Linked DNA regions of Homo sapiens: region 2 is linked to region 1. Evidence: read pairs that join two places in POLR2A ChIA-PET (ENCODE). Cell type or tissue: B cell. All regions are shown on one strand.

What was found. Peaks named below come from ENCODE experiments on the same cell type or tissue, not always from the same donor. Only the 100,000 strongest peaks of a DNase experiment are listed, where the experiment ranks them.
Region 2: POLR2A ChIA-PET joins it to region 1 with 6 read pairs; 10 of 35 experiments call an interaction of 5 or more read pairs at or near these places.

The regions. Positions count from the first base shown.
Region 1 is chr10:6,342,860-6,346,859 of GRCh38, forward strand. No RefSeq gene overlaps it. Among named protein-coding and RNA genes, the nearest start is that of LINC02656, 5.5 kb to the right of the region's middle. In B cell, no CTCF peak of the experiment used is centred here; no DNase peak of the experiment used is centred here; H3K27me3 peaks cover 630 bases.
Region 2 is chr10:6,265,596-6,269,595 of GRCh38, forward strand. It overlaps a transcript of PFKFB3 not described here. Among named protein-coding and RNA genes, the nearest start is that of LINC02649, 59 kb to the right of the region's middle. In B cell, no CTCF peak of the experiment used is centred here; a DNase peak (open chromatin) is centred at 1,856; H3K4me3 peaks cover 505 bases.

The sequences.
Region 1 (4,000 bases):
TTTGTATTTCAGCTGGAGAGAGTTTACCAGCCACACACTTGGATTAGGATGGGGTTACCATAATCTATGCTGGCACAAGTGAGAAGTGGATGTCTGCTGGGGGCTGTCAGAAAAATTGGTGGGGAAAGAGCTCTGCTGCAGGTACCAGCGAGCCTTGAGATGTTGTGGACTGTTGGCAAGCTTTCCAGGCCTAGGAATTTAGGCCTGGCATCACCACGGCCTGGAGGGCAAAGGAGAAGGACTTCGGACCCAAATCCAAAAAAATGAAGTAGGGAGAGGAGGCCAGGTGGAGTTGGAGGGGTGGACAGGGGCTATGCATGTCTCTGGAACCAGGTTCAGGGCACCTAGAGTTTTGTGATGGAGTGCCAGGTGTAGGAGGGACATGGTAGATCCAGAGGTGCTGCATCCTGAGAGCCTCCTGCCTCCTGGGGCAGAGACACAGCGTGGGGAGGCTGATGGTCCTGACGCTGGTGCCAGGCCTTCTGTGGCAGAGGATTCTCCTCTGCTTCCTGCCCAGCCCTGCATCTGAGGCCAGGATGTAGGCAGGCTCAAAGCAGGGTGAGGACATGTGTATATGCATATGTGTGCATGCGTGAGTGTGCACATTTGTTCACATGCATGCACACATCTGTGTGCATATTTGTGTATGTGCATGTGCATTTTGTGTGTGTGCACATGTGTGTGTTGCTTCCAATAATATCCCCACGTCTGGCCTTCCTACTGCACGCAGCCACATCTAGAGGCAGGCAGCTGAGCCAGGTGAACTGTCAATACCCATCTGGCTTTATTACAATGTGATTCGGGGACTCTGCAGAGAGCACTCTGCAGCAAAGTATGACATGGGATCTTTTTCAGCTATGGACTTGCCAGCAGTCTTCTGCAGCCATGTCTTCTGGGCCAGCCTTGTAGGGAATTGCCCCTCCCTATTCCTGCCCAGCCTGGTTCCATCTGGTTGCTGTCAGGCTCCCAGCTGCTGGGTGGAGAACTGCAGTGGCAGAGTTTGCTCATCTGGATGCTTAATAAGCAGGCACCCTCCCTATGCCAAAGCAAAGCCTGCAAGAGAGGACTCTGATGGGTTGTGGGCAAGAGCAGCATTGGCTTTGCGATCCCCAATCTCATCGTGACCTCCTGGGTAGGGGAAAGGGAGCCCCTGGCAGAGGCTGTGGCCTCCTCTTCACTGGCAAGATGTGGACTTTTCCTCCTAGTTATGAAAGGGCCATGGGGCATGTCACACATTGAGGGAGGTCTAAGAAAAGGAAACTGCCACCCATGTTTGACTGTGATGACACTGGTAGAAATGCCATCCCGGAAGCAAGGATAGAGACCGCCTTCTCCCTCCCCTTGCGTTTGTTTCCATGTGCTTGTTCCCATTGGGAGTGGGAGGATGAGTTTAGAGAGTATTGAGATGATGCCTTTATTTAGGTGAAGCAGAGCTTGGCCAAGTCTAAAGTCAAGCTCTATAGATGGAGCCTCGCTAGAGGGCTGCCTCTGAGGAGCTAGGATTGCTTATAAGAACCAGGGAGGAGGAAAGACAGTGGAAAGGGGTAGGCAGGGATGCAGGCTGCCCATGGAGCAAGGTGGAGAACCTGTCACAGGGTACCCGGCCTTTTACAAGGGCTTTTCGGGGAAGGAGCTGTATCAGAGGCTGTTACTTGCCTCCTCAATATCCATTCTTCCCTACTGTTGCTATCACAGGAAGGTGAACACGTGCCCAGCTAAAAGCCTATATTTCAGTGTCCCTTGCTGGAATTGTGGCCAAGGAGATGTAAGTGGAAGTCACTGGATGGGATTCTGGGAAGGCTTTGTGAAGGTGGCTGACCCAGCTGGAAAAAGTGACCTTTTGTACTTCTGTCTTCTCCTTTTTTGTATCTGCAAAGAAGTGGAATGACTGGAGCTCCAGCAGCCATCTTGTGCCTATGAGGTGAGTTCTGGAGAACAAAATCCCACAGCCGAAGGTGGTGGAGCAGAATGATATAGGGTACCTGGTTCCTGCTGACAATGTGGAGCCCTCCTATGCTCCCTGGTCATCTCTCCTCAGACCATGCCATGTGAAAGAAAGTCATCCCATAATGTGATTAAGCCATGCTTACTTTGGGTCTCTGCTTATAGCAGACAAAAGCCATTTCTAGATAATTCAGGAGACTAGGCAATACAGACTAGCCTGCTTGCAAGACAAGCTTTCTTAGTCAAGCCTAGGTCTTCACATAGGACTCTTATTCAAGGAATTAGACTGAGAAAAAAGGCAAAGAGGAATCTACATGAAAGAGTGTATTGTGGTGAAAGTTAAACAGTCAAAAATAAACAGTAGTGTCGTTAACAAAATGCCCTTCTCAGTGTGCTCAAACACTTCAGAGTCCTGTTTTCTCAGAATCAGGGGATTGAAAATGACCTTAAATATCATTTAATTTGTTTAGCCCCACTCCCCTTTTTTCTTTTCTCTTTTCCCCTTTTCTCACCCACAGAAAGTCAGTGTCCTTCTGTTTGTGCCTGCTGGCCTTTTGCTGCCAATATCTGAGCAAAGTTGCTCCATATGACCCTGTGATATTGGCAGATCACAAGATTTGTCTCAAGTCATTCAGTATCAGATCCCAGAAGTAGCAACTCTTCTTTTGCTGATGCCTATCCATCTATTTGTCTATCTCTCCATCCATCTATCTACTTATCCATCCATCTGTCCATCCATCCATCCATCCATCCATCCATTTTCATCCATCCATCCATCCATCCATCCATCCATACATCTATCTACTTATCCATCCATCTGTTCATCCATCCATTAATCCATCCATCCATCCATCCATCCATCCATCCATGCATCCATCCATCCATCCATCCATCCATCCATCCATCCATCCACCCATCCATCCATGCATCCTTCCATCCATTTGTTCATCCACCCATCCATCCATCTATCTTCTCTCTCTCTCTCAATCGTCTGTTTATTGGTTGTTTCAAGCACTGCGGCTACACAATTTAAATACATAATCTTCACAACAACCCTATGAGCCTTGTTATCTCCACTCCACAAATTAAGAAATGAGGCTAAAGATAATAAAGTAATTTGCCTAAGGTCAAAGAGCTAAATGCAGGATAAGGTTGGAAGTGTCTATGTGGTTCCAAAGAACCCAACACACTGAACCACTTTGCTAGGCTGGCTTGTCATGGGTTATCCTTCCACATGACAAACAAATAGAGAATTCATTCCAGCCAACACACGCTGATTGCACAAACATAAAAACAGATCTTATAGAAATATATATTTGATGGGCTTCCAGGTAAAGACTTTTGTACAGCCTATCATGATTTACTCTGGCCTCAAAAACTTGCTTTAAAAGCCCAGAAAAAAAAAGTGTGATGTTAAAAGTCTTTGGGTCAGTTGGGTAAGAGGACATCACCAGAGTGGCAAATCCCAATGAAATGGAAGCTCCATGGCCAATAGAAATGGACCCTTGTTAGATTGTGGCTTATTGTAGCAATTCAAATATATTCACCTTTCAAATCATGTCTTTTCCAGGTATTATGACCACACAGGGGAAAGCCAGGTTAGCCCCCATCTTAGAGGATGGTCCTTTTCTGGATCACCAGGTTATAAATTTGTCCTACGACATAGGTTAGCGTGTACTCTTGGCCCTTCAAAGGATGTGGTATTTTGGTGTTGACCTTCAAGACGTTCCATAGTATGTAGTCGTTTTAATTTTGCAGAGGTACAAGTTCAAGGGATATCTGAGATGAGATATTTAGCTAGTGAGGAGGCAAGGGGGTTAGCGAACCCCGTAAAGCTCTTCAGGTGATGAAACGTTGTTAAAAGTATAGAGAGCAATTTGGTAAGAGACAAAAACTTAATGAAATTTGAAAAGACCATTATCTTGTGGGATGGGGATATTTATAGGAAGGGTGACTCAGGGGGCAGGGACTGCTGGGAAAAGCCAGGAACCTGTAGAATCATTAGGATCCAGTCATTTGGAGCTTCCTCCAGGTCTGGGAAGACATTCTTTCCCAG
Region 2 (4,000 bases), 77 kb before region 1:
CTTGCGGGTAATTATTTTGACCACCTGCCCAAGGTATTGTTCAATTTTTCCACCGTATATTTACTATTTTCTCCCTTGGAGCTAATAAGCAATCTATGGGGAAACACTGGTGCCACGAAGACATCCTACTCCTCATCCAAATTTCTTTTTAAGTTTAGCTTTCACTGATGATTCTTGTCTCAACCAATCTTTGCTATAATGATTGCAGAAACATAATTTTCCAGCTCCACCCCCTCCTTCTGTGTTTATTGTTCAGGATTCTGCTGTCAGGAGGAGACTTCTCTTGTCCTTCATTTTTTTTTTTGTTTTTCTATTTATTATTATCATTTTTTAGAGACTGGGTCTAGTTCTGTTACGTAGGTGGGAGTGCAGTGGCATGATCATAGCTCACTGCAGCCTTGACCTCCTGCGCTCAAGGAATCCTCCTGCCTTAGCCTCCTGAGTAGCTAGGTCTATAGGCTTGTGCCCCACGCCTGGTTATTTTAAATTTTTTTGTAGAGACAAGGCCTTACTATGTTGCCCAGGCTGGTCTCAAACTCTTGGGCTCAAGTGATCCTTCTGCCTCGGCCTCTCAAATTGTTGGGATTACAGGCATGAGCCACTGAGCTTGAGACTGTTTATTTTATGGATTCATTGATTCCTATTATATTTAATGAGTTATAATCCATAGTGTCCTTATTTATTTTGACACTCAAATTGTCCCAGATTTGGGTCATAGGAGCATCTTCAGGCTGGCTCCTGTATCCTTCGGCATGCTCTCCTCTTCTGCTTTGAGGACGTCGTTGATTTCTAGGCCTGTACAATACTCCAGGCTCATCTTGTGCCTTCCCTGTCTCAGCTCTAAGACTGTCGATGTCTCTAACAAGCCCTCGGTCCTAGATCTGGTTGTAGTTGTGTTATTGCCAGTGGGTGTCATTGCTTCTAGGGTGTTTCAGTGGCCAGAGTTGGGATAAATATGTGTGTGTGTTCACATATGCGTAAATAAAACCATACAATAACTATAATATGTATGTGTGTGTATCTATATCTATATATGGTTGTATTATTGGAAATATACATTCATATTGAGATCTCCAATTCTAATTCAATGCAAATGTTCTTCTTTCACCCAGGACTGTCCACATATTTTGCAGAGTCCAAGTAAAATGTAGGACTCCGTTTTCAAAATTTATTCAGTATTTCAAAACAGCAACAGCAGAGCATTAACCCAAATAAAGGGCAAGGGGTCCCTGCCAAACCTGGGGCCCCGCATGATGGCCTTGGTCTCATGCGTGCGAAGCAGGCCTTGCCTCCATTATGCTCACAGGGAGAATGCTGGCTCACAGCATTGACAGCGTAACGCAAGATTGTCTGCGGAATTTGGGGACTATGTGAAAGAAAAAAGCAGAATTTAGAGGTGCTAAATTATAAATCTTTCACCTTTTTTCTCTTGTCATGTTGTTTTTTAAAATTTGCTATTTAATGTTATTCAAAATAAAGAAACAAGTTATTAGCATGAGTTCTACAGTTCGTCCTTATATTGTGCAGTGACAATTTTACATGCAAACATAAGCGCATTTAACTCATAAGTGGGTTCACCACAATCACACAACTGGTATTTCCCAGCTTGTATAGGCATATGTATCTTGTTCTTATGAGAACAATGGAGATATTGTACAAAACAAACTCACTGCTTTTATTCACCGCTTGATAACGCTCATGTTCTGCCATTGCTGGCTACCCTGGACGTACGTACTAATGAGTGAGGAAGGTCTGAAAGGAGAAGGAACTGTGGGTTTCACTGGCTTTCCCTTTCCTCACTTCAGCATGTGTACTTGGCTAATACAGGGAAGTAGGAGGTCAGGATGAGGCTCCTTAGTGGTTAGAGTTTCTTAGAACGTCATTGCCTTCTTTCTGCAGTCAGGGCAAGTTCTGGGTCAAACAGAAAGTGCGGTGTCTCGGGGCTGTTGGCGTTCTTACTTACTCACTTGTAGACATAGCACGCTTCCTTTCAGCCCCTTCTACTCACTTGCTGAATTCCCAGCCATCAAGGCAGCAAGCTTCACTTCTCAAACATCAGTTCAAAGATCAAATTACTGGCCGGGTGCAGTGGCTCATGCCTGTAATCTCAGCATTTTGGGAGGCCGAGGCGGGCGGATCACCTGAAGTCAGGAGTTCGAGACCAGCCTGGCCAACATGGTGAAACCCCGTCTCTACTAAAAATACAAAAATTAGCCAGGCATGGTGGCGGGCGCCTGTAGTCCCAGCTACTCGGGAGGCTGAAGCAGGAGAATCGCTTGAACCCGGGAGGCAGAGGTTGCAGTGAGCCGAGATGGTGCCACTGCACTCCAGCCTGGGTGACAGAGCGAGACCCTATCTCAAAAAAAAAAAAAAAAAAAAAAATCAAATTACTAAGAATTTCAAGCTGGCAATGACAGTGTTAAACCATGTGTAGTGTCCTGAGCATGGGGCCCTGTGCGACGGAGCAGTTCTCATGTCCGCTGCTTTTCAAGGATTTTCCTGTCTCCCCTCCCCCACGCCACTTCCATGGTCTGGAAGCCACAGGCAGAGCCCCTAAGGTGGTTATGTTGAGATTAGGTGTGGAATTCTTGGCATCATTTGAAGTTACTCTGTATCCCAGTAATGCTGAAAGCATGTGTGTCTTATTTGTACTTCTTGATAAACTTCTTTTTGGAGATTGCGTAGAGGGTTTTTAATTCAAGTGGCTGCTATTATGCCTCATGCTAGGAACCTTTTTGGGGGTGCTTTTCTATACTATTATAAAAATTATATAAGGCTAGGCACGGTGGCTCATGCCTGTAATCCCAGCACTTGAGGTCAGGAGTTTGAGACCAGCTTGGCCAACATGGAGAAACCCCATCTCTACTAAAAATACAAAAATTAGCCAGGGATGTTTGCGTGCACCTGTAATCCCAGCTACTCAGGAGGCTGAGGCAGGAGAATCACTCGAACGCAGGAGGTGGAGGTTGCAGTGAGCCAAGATTGTGCCACTGCACTCCAGCCTGGGTGACAGAATGATACTCCGTCTCCAAATAAATAAATAAATAGAAATTATATAAATATATTTAATAAAAAAGACTAGTTAACTTTTTTTTTTGTACTGGATCATACATTCACAAATTTCAAACATAAAGAGGTTAAAGAGGCTGGGTGATGTGGCTCATGCCTATAATCCCAGCACTTTGAGAGGCTGAGACAGGCCAATTGCTTGAGCCCAGGAGTTCGAGACCAGCCTAGGCAACTTGGCAAAACCCTGTTTTTACTAAAAATACAAAAAACTAGCTGGGCATGGTGGTGCATGACTGTAGTCCCAGCTATTTGGGAGGCTGAGGTGGGAGGATCACCTGAGCCCAGGAAGTTGAGGCTGCAGTAAGCTGAGATCGTACCACTGCACTCCAGCCTGGGAGACAAGAGTGAGATCCTGTCTCAAAAAAAAAAAAAAAAAAAAAAGTTAAAGATTTTTAAAAATTCATTTTTTAATTATTTACTGCTAGTATGTAGAAATGACAATTGCTTTTTAAAACAGTAGTTGTCAACATGGGCTCCCCTCCCTGGGTCTTCATCTTCCCTGAATGGCGATTCTTCAGTATATTTTTACTTCCCTATATGCCCAAGCAGATTATTTTTACGTTTTTTTTTTTTCAGCTGTTAGATAAAGATACTGAGATACCAAGAACATAAATAACTTTTCCTAAACAAATTTAAGACTGAATTATAGACTCAGTGATCTAGGATGATTTATGTACTTATTTATTTTCAGAGATGGTTGCCCAGGCTGGTCTTGAACTCCTGGGCCCAATAAATCCTCTTGTCTCAGCTTCCTGAGCAGCTGGGACTACAGGTATGCACCACTGCACCTGGATAGGATGATTTGGTCTTGTCTTAAGGAGCAACACATACATATATTTTTTTCCCTTTTCCAGATTCCGGGGTCTGTTATCTGTGTGATGAGGCCATGGGGAAAATGCAGTGAATATAGGCTTTGCCATAGGTAAGACGT